2 separate regions of the Homo sapiens genome follow, and region 2 is linked to region 1. Evidence: chromatin loops called from intact Hi-C (ENCODE). Cell type or tissue: IMR-90. All regions are shown on one strand.

Evidence for each region. Peaks named below come from ENCODE experiments on the same cell type or tissue, not always from the same donor. Only the 100,000 strongest peaks of a DNase experiment are listed, where the experiment ranks them.
Region 2: a loop joins it to region 1, with 12 times the contacts of the local background. A loop is called at or near these places in 5 of 110 quality-filtered maps.

Annotation. Positions count from the first base shown.
Region 1 is chr4:120,052,866-120,060,865 of GRCh38, forward strand. MAD2L1 (mitotic arrest deficient 2 like 1) reads right to left here. Exons shown (of 5, transcript NM_002358.4): 5 at 2,758-7,425. The coding sequence ends at 7,253. Among named protein-coding and RNA genes, the nearest start is that of MAD2L1, 10 kb to the right of the region's middle. In IMR-90, a CTCF peak has its summit at 3,583 (motif pointing left); DNase peaks (open chromatin) are centred at 216 and 3,546; H3K27ac peaks cover 576 bases.
Region 2 is chr4:119,505,391-119,513,390 of GRCh38, forward strand. PDE5A (phosphodiesterase 5A) reads right to left here. Exons shown (of 21, transcript NM_001083.4): 15 at 5,657-5,744; 16 at 2,214-2,314; 17 at 465-542. Among named protein-coding and RNA genes, the nearest start is that of LINC01061, 99 kb to the left of the region's middle. In IMR-90, no CTCF peak of the experiment used is centred here; DNase peaks (open chromatin) are centred at 1,571 and 3,081; H3K27ac peaks cover 1,370 bases.

The DNA of each region.
Region 1 (8,000 bases):
TCATTAATTCTGGACAACATGACTGAGCATAATCAGTAATAGGAAATAGAATGGGGAATACATTTTCTGCTTAGGGTGCTGCATGCAGTTCTGTCTGACTCATGTTGCTAGAGACTTTTGTTGGCAAAAAGCGAAATGCCCATTGGCAGCTCTGGAGGGAATTAGTGTGGAAAGAAGGAGGGTTTAGGAAAGTGAGAACATGACGGCCCTGTGAGCAAGCAACTTCCCTGCTGAGAGGAACAGCCCACCCTGGCTTACTTCCAAGTTGCTTAAGTCCAGTGGGTTATGACATTGTTTCCCAGCCTTCCTTCATATGTGGCCTTCGTGTCTGCATATCGCTCACACTAATACTGATATAATATTTTTCCTTAAATATTGTGTATACTTTTAAAATCTTTCGCTCAATTTTTTACTCATGATAAACAATGTTACATATTTTTCTGATTACAACATATATATTACTAAAACTTTTTAAAAAAATGCCTGTCATCATGCTACCTAAAATCAACTTACATAATGCCAGTGGAACACACACTGTAATATACCAAGAGATGAAAAAGCTGGCAAATAGCAGGAGGGATGCTTGTTACTCCACTCTTAGGGTTTCTGTTCCAATCCTGATGACAGAAAACAGCACTGGAGTAACGTTCTGGGGCCCTCTCTCCACTTTTTCTCTCAGCCCATCCCAAGCAGCAAAGAAGAAATTTTTCCATGGCTTGTAGCAGCTCGAGTACAGTGCTTTCTAATTTTGCCCTTGGCAATTCAGCATGCAAGGCTTCCTCCTAGGTTGGAGTTGGGCTGGAGAAGGAAGAATGAAGTTGTCTGGCCCTTCCACCTGTGACTACACAGGCTGCTTGGTTCACTTAAGAAGGAGTAGCAAACCCTATTTCTGACTTAAGTGTAAGGCTCATTCTCCAATCCAGCTTTACTATAGAGTGCTGTAATTTGGGTAATAATACATATAATAAATTTCAATCTTCTTCTGTTTCCTGCATCTATGTCTCAAGTTGGTTAAAACTCACAAAGTAGAAGGATCAGGATTACATGTTAAACACAAATTCCAACACACCTTTGGTTACAAAAACAAGTGAAAGAATTAGAGAAGAAATGTTGCTGGAAAGAAAATGAATGCTCCTGTTTTAAAGCAAAATGCCCTGTGTGAACATTTAATGGCAGTATTATGAAAAGTTAATGCAATATTCAAATATTTTGACTACAAGTTCTTACTTCCTCAATTTGGAGTGAGATTCACACGGTATTCTAGTCTTTTTGTAGCTAAGTCTGGAGCAGGAGAACCCTCCTCTGTCCCCTAGACTCTGAGAGGAAACAAGATATAATAAAAGGATTTGGTTCCTATTGGTTTGGGAATTGGGCCAGCACATGGATTCTGGATGTTTGCAGTTGGGCAAATTACTTAACCTTCCTGAATCTTAGTTCTTAAATCTATAAAGTGGGGATATCAATTCTCACAGGGTTGTTGCAAGGATTGAGATAATGCATGTAATGAATGAATTTGAAGACTGATCCCTTCCCTGCCCACAAACTGAGCTAAAGATGTTCTATAAAGGATTCAGACTCCCCAGTGTTTCTTCATGGTTTTGCTTTATGGGTCTCCTCTGGGGCGATGGAGGCATCAGCGGAGTTGTAGAATTTCCATTTTGGATGCAGTCCTTCTCTCCCCACCCTCTTCTCCCTCACAGCCCTAAATTGAGGTTTGGGGGCTGTTCCTTGCTCCAGAGGACTCCTCATTTGGAACTCAGACTTAATTTCCTTTATCTCATGGCTCTCCCCATGTCCCATCATCAGTTTCTAAGACCACAGCTTGTGGCCCAAGTCTTCCATTTCCCCACTAACCCCAACCTCCATTCATTTAGGAGTCAGCTGAACAGATGTAAAGCACTTCAGTGGTGCCTGGCATACAGTAGATGATCAATACCCATGAATTTCCTTTCCTAGACTTGGAGGCTGTAAGCTTTACAGCCTGTTTTTAAAGAGCTGTACTGACTCTTATGAGTGTGAACACAGTGATCCAATAACTGCATGTTAGATATGAAATATTTTGCACATCACAGACCCAATCTTTAAAACCACTAGCATCTGTACTTGGTCAGTGAGACTGCCATTTCAGAAAGAAATTCATATCCATGTCTAGGCATCCACTAGATATGTCCATATCTAGAAAGTTTTTTAAAGTGTTTGGACTCTTTCCCTTGCAAGGAAATGGACTATGGGTGGTCCAGCTTATATTTGGGATGCCTTTTTCCACACAGATAAAATTCCAAGAAAATAAGATTTTGATCTCATGTAAGTTCCTTTGTGCAAACAAGCTTGCATAGCAAAATGGTGCAGATAAATGTAGATGAAATGGGCTTTGTACAAGTAAATGTAACTATATTATGTTTCTCTGGTATAAAAATAGATCACATGGTGGAGGACAAAAATAGGTGACATGGTAACATAAACCAACTTGTGTAATCAGAGGGTCAACTCTGACATTTTTCACTCTAGGCCTTTTCTAATAGTCTTGTTGCTAGGGCTACAATGTTTTTGCCAGATTGGAACAGAATTGTCAACTCTAATGAAGATTAAGTAGCTTGCCCAACTACGTTTGTTTTTTTTTTTTTTTTTAGCCTCAGTGAATACTGCTGGCTTTAAAAGTCATAATTATGAAGAATGGAAATATCTCTAAAAGATCTATTTTTAAAAATATATAACTAATAAAATTTAAAATTGAGTAGACAGTTTCCATTTCACAGCTATTCCAATATAAACTTTTATCAGTCACATTGAACAAAATAACTAGAAATATTTCATACATTTAAAAAAAGAATAAGAAATTATTTACAAGTTAAGCCGCAAACAATTCACCAAAAACTGAGTAATTAAGGTTACTTAACAAACAATTCTTCTGATTAGTTGGAAAATTGTTTCATTACTGTTCACAAATTCATACCTGATTTACTCTGTAGACAATATAGATTAGGCATAGGATAAAATCCTCTGTATTTGGTTCCTCCCAATCATTGGTCAAAGTCATCTGACAACAGACTATCTGAGGAAAGTGTAAATACAAAGTCACCCAATAAAACATGAATAAGTTTTGCAAAGCACAGTAAAGGAAAACCAGTTTGTTCTGAACACTTTATTGCTAAAAGGATGTAAAGGGTAAGAGGAAAAAGGTGACGAAACACTCCTTTTGATATGCTTGTTGGGGAGTCAGGATGAACTTCCTTGGCTAGGGATAGAAGGAAGAGATCACCTAAACTTCAAAAACCACAATACAATTTGCATACTTCCTTGGCCAGGGATAGGAGAGACCACTAAACTTCAAAAACCACGACACAATTTGCATGCCCATTGACCCCCAGTTTTACTTGTGCACAAAAGCATGAGAATTAAATAAAAATTCATGTGAAGTGACTAGTAAATAATAAATGCTAAGTGTTTATTCCCCTAATGTATTTATATATTTGTTGCCAGGAATTCCAATGCTGAGTAACCTTGCTTTTCCAATAAGCTTACAGCCTTTAGAACCAAAAGAAAGTCATCTTAATTTGAATATTACAGCATTAGTGACATCTGGTGGAAAATATAAGAGTTACAAAGTAGCATTACATAGCTATTCTGATCTTTCATGTAAATTTTAGATAAATTTTACATACTAAATGAAAACAAGATGAAGAAATGGTCTATGAAGTTATCTACCTTATTGTGCTAATAATCTTTGAATCTATATGCTAAAATATATAGGAAGTCAGTATAATTAGCATTATACTAATAAAAACATTTTTCAGCATGCATGTCTATATAGTGAAAAAATGATTAAAAATAGGCATGGGCTCTTTATCCTATTGTGAGTCTCATAAAAAGGGTCTCTTTTTTAAAGGAGAGCCCATACCTCTCTTTTTATGGCATCACATGCCAAAGAACCTCCCTTAACAAGTTTTCAGATCAAATTGTGAACTGTGGGGTGTGTTAGGAAGTATGTCAAGAAAATAGCTGGTTGTGCTTCAGAGAATATGGAATTTAGGTATATTTGGGAGAGACATTCTGTTTGAGATACTATGGATGGAGGCAACAAACGATGTTTTACAAGTGAGCTTTAAATATTACGGTATCAAATGCTCTGAACTAGGGAGGGGTTCAAGTATTTGTGACCAAAAGAGCAAACTGTGATCTGTTACAGGACTGGTAAGCTACAACCCTGGGGCCGAAGCAAACAGCCATGTTTTTTTCTTATTGGAACACACTCACGCTCATTCATTTATGTATTGTCTATAGCTGCTTTCAGCCTCGAGTAGGTGCAAGAGACCATATGCCTTCAAAAGCAGAACTATTTACTACCTGGCCATTTACAGAAAGTTTGCCAACCTCTAGTCCATTAGATAACTGTCATCAAACTTCTCGGTGCCATTCCCACCACCTCCATGGGAGGAGTATACTTCCTGGTCCCATTAAAGTTAGGCTTGACCTTCACTTGCTTTGGTCAGTGTGAAAAAGCTGGCCTTCAGAGTCCTGACTAACCAATGTCCCTCCAACAGAATGAGAAAGGTGCAGCAAAAGCCAACCAATACATGAGACTGTTATACCTCTGCACAAGCATTCTCACAGAGGTTTGACTTCTCTGATTGATGACACTGGGAAAAGGATCCTGAAAGCCAGATACAGTTCAGTTCCTCCTGGGCTCTACTTCAGACCTTGATGGGCTTAACCTCTGTTCATCCTCTACATATGGTAAGCAACACTGAGCCAGAGTCCAGGCCAGGCCTAGAGGCCTATCATGCTGTCTTAGAACCTTCTCTTTAACATGGTGTAGAAACCACTCACAAGTCTTTCAGCTGTTGATTTAAACATCATCCTCCTGAGGTAAGCCTCAAGGTCTAGAAAGAGGATGGGACAGTCCACTTGGAGCTACAGGGCAAAGCTTTTCCAGTATAGCTTCACCTCAATAAAACTCATAGTTTGGCTCCCACTCAGCTCCAAAATGTGTATTTCTTTTTTATTTATTATTTTTTGAGATGGAGCCTTGCTCTGTCGCCCAGGCTAGAGTACAGTGGCACGGTCTTGGCTCACCGCAACCTCCACCTCATGGGTTCAAGCGATTTCTCCTGCCTCAGCCTCCCAAGTAGCTGAGATGCGCCCGCCACCACGCCCAGCTAATTTTTATATTTTTAGTAGAGACGGGGTTTGACCATCTTGGCCAGGCTGGTCTCAAACTCCTGATCTCGTGATCCACCTGCCTCGGCCTCCCAAAGTGCTGGGATTACAGGCGCGAGCCACTGCGCCCAGCCCAAAATGTGTATTTCTTAATTGATTATATAATCTGTAAGGGGTAAAATGACTCATCATGACTAGCTCTCCAGAAACCTCAGAGTAAATAGTAGCATGCAAATGATACAAAAATCTAAGAATTTAATCCTGTTAATATTGGTAGCTGAGTTGAAATGACCAGAGTATACACACAACCTTTAAAAATGTGATTTCAGCCGGGCGCAGTGGCTCACGCCTGTAATCCCAATGCTTTGTGAGGTCAAGGCGGGCAGATCATGAGGTCAGGAGTTCAAGACTAGCCTGGCCAACATGGTGAAACCCTCTCTCTACTAAAAATATAAAAATTAGCCAGGTGTGGTGGCACGTGCCTGTAATCCCAGCTACTCAGGAGGCTGAGACGGAAGAATGGCTGGAATCCGGGAGGCAGAGGCTGTAGTGAGCTGAGCTGCGTCACTGTACTCCAGCCTGGGCGACAGAATAAGACTCCATCTTGGGGGGGAAAAGTGATTTCGCAGAATTTAGTCTGACTTCTCAAATAGTTAAAATACAAATGAAGCATTTAATTGCCACTTTTCTTGAAATCATCTAGGTTGGTAACACCAGTGGTCCACTTATTCCATAAAGATATGAAGAGTCTACAAATTTGTCACTGAGAACCCAGAAACTGCCACTGATCCACAGTATTTGCTCAATATGTAATTTCTGAATGAACAGATTCAGACTATGTGCAATTACTTAAAAATAGTGAAGGTTAAATAAGTTAATACACATAAAGAACTTAGTGTCTAATAATAAACATTAATAAACTGAATTTTTACAAAATGAGGTCAGATTTAGATTAGAGATTAGAGAAGACTTTACAAATCTGCCTTAAACTGACCTTGGAAAAACAGGTGAGAACTGGATAGAAAGCATGTACCAGATGAGGGTATTAATGAAAGCACAGGAATAAGCATAGTATTTAAGTATATAAGGAAAAGTAGGCTGACAATAAGGCTAAGAGTATAGTAAAGTACTAAAATCAACACTTGTTCAACTGGAATTGTTGGACTAATTCCAAAGGACATTTATCTTTTCACAATGATGAAGTAATAGCCTTAAGTCTATTGCTATGAGATGAACAGGATGTGATCAAAGTTTATCCATTAGATTGAAGACACCTCAAGACTCACTCAACTTTGGACCCTTAAGTTCTATAACTTCGTAGGAACAAGAATTCATTAGCTATGCTGAATCAATTCTAATTACCATTTAACTATATCAACACCAAACCAGTATCAAAATGTTTTAAGACAAATTTAAAACAAACTTAACTTTATTTCCTCACTTTCACTTAAAACTTGATTTTATAAAACACATGAAAAAACATTTTTAAGAGTTCTGTATCACAGAACATTAAACAGTACAAATATCCATTGCTTCATAGGTTCAAGTTACATAAATTAAAGTCAAATAATTGGAAACTGATTCAATAGGGAAAACTATACATGAAATGAAGGTCAAAAGGAGCTATACAGCAATATTTCATTGTTTATAGATTATGAGTTACTTTCAGGACCTTAACAAAGATTCTGAATATTTAGACTTCCTTTGTTGTATTTTATACTTAAATATCTCCCTACCTATACTGAGTCAAACTACTTGACCAAAACATCTGATTTAGGAAAGCATCTAGCTTTATAGCACAAGTTTTTCCATCTACAGTTACTATCTTCAAAGGAATATACATCACAATGTTGACAAAAAAACCTCCTGGTTCCTTTTGAACAATGTGCAATAAATTCATGATGTTAACTCCATGGTAAGTCAAATAGGTACCAAAAAAATAAAAGGAACAATTACACACAGTTCAGTAAGTATCATTTTGGTTTTCTCCATGTAAAAATTAACCAATGAAATAAAACATATCAACTATAGATGACTTGATTTCAGGAAAACCACATTTCAAAATTACAATTACATTATTTTCCTCATGTCATCCTCAGTCATTGACAGGAATTTTGTAGGCCACCATGCTATTTACTTTGTGGATTGTAGTAGTAAATGAACGAAGGCGGACTTCCTCAGAATTGGTAATAAACTGTGGTCCCGACTCTTCCCATTTTTCAGGTACAACCAAATCTTTGTCTGTATAAATCAGCAGATCAAATGAACCTAAATTGGGGATAAGATCATTGAAGTATATTATTTTCTAAAAGTAAAACTAATCTTGCTGCCTCTCTTCTATTTTGAACCACTCACTGCTGGAAAAGGTCATTTGGCTTGGTCTCCAATCACTAGTTAATTTATTTTGCTCAATGAACATTTATTTCAGTAAAGAAAATATTGTATCTAACTTCCGTGCAATTTAGTGATTGTGTTCAAGTAACCCTTATCTTATTTAATAATGGTCCCAAAGCACAAGAATAGTGATGCCAGCATATTGTTATAATTGTTCCAGTTTATTATTAACTCTTACTATGCTTAATTTACATATTAAATTTTATCATAGGTATGTATGCATAAGAAAAAAACATTATATAGGGTTCATACTATCCATGGTTTCAGGTATTCACTGTGGGTCTCCCTGTGGAAAGGGAGACTACGATACATTACTTTTGCATGATAATGTTTTTCCTTCAATTTATATTACATAAATCTGATAAATAAGACAAAATTTAATAAAGGGGTGATTACGGCAGTAGCTTAGTCTTTTTGCCAATCAATTTAATTCAACAAGAAGTTGTATA
Region 2 (8,000 bases), 550 kb before region 1:
CCACCAATATCAAACTGTTTTAATCATAGAGACTTAATAGTATTCCTTCCATGTCTGGACCCTGACCTCACTGCTCTACCTTTTCAGATTTTCTTTAAGAGAAGTAAACATTTTGCAGCTATATCTTACTTCCACAACATTTATAATTCCATTTTCAGCACTTCCATTACAATGAATTAGGAAAATGAATAAGGGAAACCTATAGCCATATATTGATACTCTACCACATTTTAAAGGTTTTTCTAGAACAAAGGAACAGTTCATTCACTTGGATTTGCAAATGCATTTCTTTTCAAGTAAATATTCAAATTTACTCTTTGTACAACCCTCTGGAGAAATCTGACCGCTTTTAAGATCATCATATTGTAACAAATAATTGCAATAAAAACTAACAGTGAGGAAAAAATAGTGAGAAAATTAACTGGGTAAAAAACTTCAGCTTTAAAGATAGTAAACCTACTTACAAAAACAACTCCTTTTGATGAGGATCTTCCAAATTGAATTGATTTTTTCTTATAAGTTCAAAAAATTCTCCTCGCCTCCTACAATGTTTAAAAAAAAATTGTTAGTTATAATGAGTACCCAGGGTCTTATCCCTTTGGTCCACAAAGACTCATGGACTAAATTTTGGTGAAAAAAAACCTCTGATTTTTTTTCCCATCTTAGAGCCCACTATAAAATCATCATTTACAAATCTTTAATACCTCACTTTCCCCCTTCTATCATTTGCTTTCGATAAAACATTAAACCTCACCTAATTTTTAACTATAGATCACAAATTATGGTAATTTCAATTCTTGAATATTTGTTATTTTAAGAAAAATGAAACAGTATGAGTTAAAAATTTGATGCTGAGAATGATTTCAGGTATTTTAAGTGCATGGCATAATAAGATCTATAGGTTTCAGTTTATCATTTATTTCATGGTAGGGGATAAAAATATCTAAAGTTGTGAAGTGCTTCTGAAGTAAACAAAGACTAGGTAAAGTTTAAAATAAAATAATATTTGTTATTATTCAGTGAATATAATAATATTTGGTGTACAGTGAATACCTCTTTATGTGCCCAGTATTGTTAAGCATTTTGAGAAGGCATAAGACAAAAATTTTTCTTTTCGCAGTGTTTAATATCTACCTGGAGACACAAGACTCAAGAAAAACTTACGTAATAAAACTGATAGTATATGGTTATAAAAAATGAAAAGTATGTTTCATAAGGGTTCAAAGGAGAGACCCATGTGGCCTGTAAAGCTTAGAAAGGCATTGTGGTTACAGGTATTTTTCAAATTCTTGGTAATTTGATAATCCTTATTCTGCAATTATTTTTAATAAACTGAAGTTTACTATTAATATATATTATTTTGTCTTAACCTCAAAATGCTCTAAAAACCAATTAAGTAGGCACATGCAGTTACTTCTAGATGTATAACAGTAGATATCTGGCAGATGTTTTTGTGTTTTTTCTATGTGTTTTTACTTCTCCTAAGAGTAACTACAACCATGAATGTGAATTCCTTACAGAGGGAGAGAGACTCATGTTACAAGGAAATCCTGAGAGTGATTCCCTGACTCCCCTCATTCCCACACATGCGTCAAAGATCTCAGCTAGGAGTTGGAAACTTATGATTGCTCAAATGCAGGAAAGTATTTTCTAGCTTTTAGAAAGGCAGTTTAATCATGAAAATGCATAATCACAGAGACAACTCTAATGTATACTCTTATTTTAGAATCAACAACTTCAAAGTTCTACATAAATATTCTTCTCCTGCCAAAATCAAATAAAAAGAAACAAGAGTTACTTGCTTGGCAGTAACTCCTTTTCCTGCCCAACTAAGCTTGAATGACGGTATAAAGGAGTCATGAAATGGTCAGAAGTTGTGGGGAGCAAGGGAAAGGAGGAAAAGCAAATGATCTATATAATCTTTGGACAACATGGCTTGGAATGACTGACCTTGAGATGGCTATTAGATTTGTATATAGTTTCAGAGACACAGTGGTAGATAAACATCAGAAATAATAGGTATTCTTAATTTTCAGCAGTATAAGCCAAAGGAGTAGACTTTTCTGGCTACCCTTTCAGAAACTGCTCCGTATTCTGATAAGCAGTTTTGCCAGGACATTTCTGCTTTGAAATTTCTCAATATGGATGTCAAAAGTTTGAAACAATGAAAAGACTTCAAATACCTATTTCTCAGGTTATTTCTTAAAACTTACTTAATGTACAGTGCTAGGTCTGTAGCTAAAATAGCTTGCTTGATTATTTTCAACGTGGTCTTATATTCTTCAATGGAGAGGCCACTGAGAATCTGATTGCCCTTTATAAAAAAAGAAAACCAGTATTAACATCCTGGAGAAGCTGCTGACAAGAACAAAATCTAGAAATATATTCACATATCTTAAACACATGCCCAGTATTCTAATGAATGTGGAGGACACACTTAAATACCATGAAATAAAGTTTCCCCTCTATGTTCCCACCCAACCCCTCTGTCATACATGTAAACCGCTTCATAATGCTTCATCTGCCTACATATGCATGTTTTTCCAACTCTTATACTCCTTAAGCCTTAGTCCAGACTTAAAATCTAATAGCTATCCTTTTCCGTAGGGCAGACTAATCGCTATAATTTAACAGCATGTAAAACTTTGAAAAAAAAGCCATATTAATGGATATGAAGAAAGAAGTGGTAAAATTTTTAAACTTCTCTATGGCATTTTAAATAAATCCAGTAACATTTCTGGTGCAAATTTATATAATTTTAACTTGGTCAGTTATGATAACAGTGCATATTCCTTAGGAACATCTTAATATAGATGGGTAAAGGGCATGAGCCAAAGGGTGCTTACTGGTCAGTGGTGAAAGAAAGCGTGGGTTGAAACATCTATAAGGAATATTTAAAAGGTAGCTAATCCATGTGCAAATCATTCAAAGTTTTCACTATGTAACCATTTTTTATTTCTTATCTGTAATTTAAAGCATAGTGGTTCTCTAATCTTGAACTAAGTAAAATACACAGACCATGCACTCAGAATACAATCAAAACAACATCTGTAAGTTGAGTCAGATGTGCTTCCTATATCTTAGGGCCAAGAAAAAACCCAGACGCTTAGGAATGAGATCTGAAGGCAAGGGATTTGTTATGAAGACAGGAGAACTTCTGGGTATGTTAGGCTGGGGCCAAAACACATTGATTAAAGGATAACTAGATGCTGAAATTGTGGCATGGATCTAATTAATGACAATAATCTATAATTACAACCATAAACATTATTTTTAAATACTAAATCATTTTAGATTCTAGGCTAAACAGAAAACTATTCAGAAAATACCTTCTGATACTTACTTTAAGATAAAACAATTTCAAGTGGAAGATGAAATGTCTTTTGGTGCTATATTTTTATTTTTTACTCTCAAAAGCTGAGGATATAATTTCTTGTGTAATTATGCTTACAAAGATAGAATATATAGATAGGTCTTATAATTTGAGCCAGCCATATAGATAATCAGATTCCTTATATATTAAGTAACAACATATTACATAATAAGTTATATAGTAACAGGTCAGTTGATAGGAATACTGTAAAATATGCTTTTAAAAAAGCATATTTTCTTTCTTTGGAGCTAAATTTGTAGTGGGATACTGAAATGAAAGTTTTAGTGGAAACACACAGATAGCAAAAGTACAGATGTTCCTACTATAACATGACATATACATTCCTGAGAAATTTCAGTTCTGAAAAACCGTACACTAAAAATAACATGGATTTTGTGAAAAAATGGTATTGGGAAAGACCACTCAAAACCTATGCAACTTTGTAACCAGAGCACAAACTAAACCAAGAATTGGTTCCTCTGGAAGTAACTTGGACAGGCCAGTCTGGCAGGTCTGGAGGCTGCTTCTGAGGACATTAAAGATGGACAAAAACAATCAAGTAGAAATGCTGGTTTGAGGGGCCCTGCAATAATGCATATAGAATTGATTGTTGAGACAGTAACTCTGCTATTAAGGTGGGCATTGAAAGAAGAGCAAGCTACCAAGAGGCTACAGCAGTCCAAAGCGAGGGAGAGAGCCTCAGGTGCAAGTGCTCATTTTTAATATTCCTAAGATAGAATGGAAAGGGCTGTATATGCACGAGCCAAAGGGAGGGCTTTTTCCTTTATTGCTGAAGGTCAGAATTCAACTTCTATAATTCTGGCACCTCTTACCCCAGAGAAGTCGTGTATGAAATGATAGAACGTCTATAGTATACTGATACCATTCTTCTACCTCCCAATCACACATGATATAATTCACATTAAACAGTCACATGTTGTAGAAAAACAATCTGTACTAGACCATATACAGATTTTATAAGGAGGTTGCCAAAACAGGCTATATAACTCTTAATTCCTCCCCGACACTGAGGTGTTGAGGGAGGCGTGAGAGTGTGTTCCCCTCTACCTCAGGTAAGAGAGAGGGGTGTGGAGTTCCTGTGTATGTCTCCTATCATTTAGTGGGTGGAGGTGGGGCTAGAGTAGACTTGTGTCTGACTCTTGTCTGGAAAGTCTAAAAGCAAGGCACTCATATCAGTACCAGTCTGTTAAGAATGTTTTGATGTTTCTTACCTATTCTCCCTTCCCATTCTCCAAGTATGAAGAGGTAAGAAACCACATGGAGGTTGGGGAGAGAGGAAGGAGTTAGAAGAAACACAAGGTAGGGAATGGGAGAAGCCTACCAGTGCAGTAACAGAAAACCTGAAACTTTAAATCATGTTCAAAATTTGGACTGCTACCCAGGAGTACACATTTTTGTTTCTGAGTTGAGAACTCTATACTATATGTTGGAACCTAAAGTAACTAGAGGGCTTTTACTTATAAAATAGTGACCAGAAAAGTGATGGGAATCCCTGAATTTTTTTCCAGGGCTCAGGAAAGAATTAGCCCAACTGAGTAAACTTAGCAATATTGTAAAATTGCTTTAAGATTATATGTCATGCATTGTGTATGTTCAATGTAATAGTTAAAACTTTCATTTTTTCTTATTATTAAGGTAATACATACACACAGCCGACAATGTAAATAATGAACAACCATCCCCCCCAAACAAAGATTAACAATTTCATTACACCAGCACAGCCATTGTTAATATCCTGGTGCATATTATGTTAATCTTGTTTTCCTTAACATAAGTATGTTTAGCATAGCATAGCATATGCTTTCTTATGTTGATAAATATTCATTTCACCAAGTAGTTAAATAGCTTTATTCTTTAATAAAATCCTCTCTTAGTGACTGGAAGTTTCAATAAAAAGAAGAAAGGGTATTGCTTTGTGAAAGCAAATGCTTGAGCTATAGAAACCACTTCATTCGATTAAACAAAAAAAGCAGAATTAACTGAGAGCCACAAAATACACATTTTGTTTGTTTCTAATTTGGAATAGCCACGTAGAGTAGAATAACCAAATTTCCCTTATTGGGCAACATGTAGACAGTTCTGGTTGTCTAGAGAAGTGAGGCTGTGAGGATCTCAAATGTTTTGGCTTCGCCTTCCTTACCCAAAAAGGAATAAAGTATGTGCAAGAATTTATGATGCTGGGAATAAATCCAAGAACTAAAAATAAAACTGAATTTATAAAGCTCTCTTTTAAAATTCCACAACAATAAATTAGGTACTTACTGGACTATTAAGAATCATCAGGCACTGGTCAAAATGATGGTGTTCCATGATTGAATGGCAGTAAAGCTGGGCAAGTGGATGTTCACTTCTGAAAGTATTTTGTTGAAGAAAGGAAAAAAGATCAGTTTCCTTAATATGCCATTTATCAGTACATTTTTATTACTGTTTAACTACAAAAGAGGCTACTTCACAAAATTAATCAACTAACAATTTTCTCTCCTTTTACTGAGAAAAGTGTGAGATAATCTCTGGGAAACAAATACAAAGAGTCAAATTGTTTTCAAATACCAATGTGACCATTGCCAGAGTAAAGTATGAACAATTTCATTGGTTTTAATACTGATTAAAATAGAAGTAAGGAGTAAAGACAAAAAAATTAATACCTCCAAACATGGAAAAAAACCCTCTGAAATAGTTGTACCAATTATATTTTTCAATTTCAAAACTGCAATTGATATAAAATCTGAAACAAATTCATGTTAGCTTTTCCTCTGAAATAATGCTCAGGCTGAAGGTCAGCTTATTCATGTGTGCCTGCAAATAAGAAAAGGACTGACTGAGATGGAATTAACTGAGGTATGATTGATGAAAGGCAAGAAAAAGAGGGATAGTCAGTGTACATGCTCCCTTGGAAGGAAGGAAGGAAGGAGACGGCTGAGTTGGAAAGTTCCCCATGTAGGATCCAGGTCATTTTAGTGCAGAATATCCTGCTAGTTCTGCTAATTGAACTTGGTGAAGCAGTAGAGACCCTTTGGCTGAGTGAAGAGAAAGGAAAGGATATTATACTCAGTTCATTATATCTCTGAGACAGTCACAAATAAAGCTTTAAAGCACGACAAGCACAATCCTCCACCTCATGTTTCTCATGACCCTTCACACGTGAATATTAAGCATAGTTTTCACTATTTCTTCATAAGAAAAAGATGAAGTTTCTGAAAGCCTCTGTTCATAAAATTTATAGGAAAGGGGTTTGTGAATTGTAAAGCTCCATATACAAGTGTTGGATAATACAACTGATTTGTTATTTCTTCCTATTACTATCTGAACGATTATTTTACTTTGCATTTAATTTGTTGAAGATAGAGAAGCTACCTAAGACTGAAGAAATGTAATGTGGGGGAAAAAATGGGTAAAGTGAGAGAAATCTGAGGGAAAAAGAAAATAGTAAAGTGAAAATAAAGGTAATAGGACAGATAATCTCATCTATTCTTATTGTTTAAAGTGTTGTTTATATTTACTGTTGTCCTAACCTTTCCCAAATTAATTCTTGCCCTTCTTGTCTTCTTTGCTCCTTCCATATTTAGTGAGTTGGACTATGGATCAGGTACTGTGCTCAGCATCAGAAAATGGGATGACAATGAACAGAGTAACAGGACTATATTTCTGAAAAAGGATGAACTTACTGGAAACAGGATTGCGTATGTATCGAGACTATGGGAGTTAGTTAGGAGACTACTGGGAAACTTCTAGTAATCTAAGTCAGAGAGAGCCTGGATTAGAGTGGTAGCAGCCCAAAGGAAGAGAAGCAGACATCTGAGAGCTGTTTAAGAGTAGATCAGATAGGAACTGGTAATGACTCCTGACTAGGAGTGGGATGAGGGAGATAAGGGGATGAGGGAGATAAAGGGAAAAAGTATGAATGTTAAACTTTCTGCCTTGGGATGCTGACCTCATTTACTGACACAGGAAAAGGGAGAAGATGATTAAAGATGGGGGATGAAGCAGGGGAACCTGACTAGCTGAATGTTGGATCTGTTCATTTTAAGGTGCCTGAAATATATCCAAATGGATATAAATGTCAACTCAGTTCTGGGCTGGAGATATAGATTTGGAATGCACCAACAATGCAGATGGTAATCCTGGCATGCGAGTAGGTGAGATCATCCAGGGAGATGGCCTATAATGAGAGCCTACAACATGTCAGGTAGTTTGCTTTAATTTTTTTTAGTTTATTATATTTAATTTTTACAATAACCTTGTGCAGGGCATGCCCATTTACGACATCAAAACCCTCAATCCCACCTCTTACTCATCCACTGATGTAGTGTCCAGTTTCATGCACGCTTTAACAGACTTCATGCAAGTACCAATTAGAAGGTGTTTTGTCCCAGCCTATCTTTAATACCTCTCACTTCTGCCTTAGAGCTTTCTGACCCCACAACTGGTGCCCAGAGGAATGTTCTCTGCACTCATACTTGTTCATCCTGAAAGTGTCAAAGAGTGAAGGCCTGTGGACCACCTTGGACCAGGGGGGTACAAAGACCTAGGGACAACTGCCTTTGTCTTGCCAGTCAACAGTTCTGGGTCTTATTTCATAAGACTCCTCAAAAGTGCCTGGGAAGAC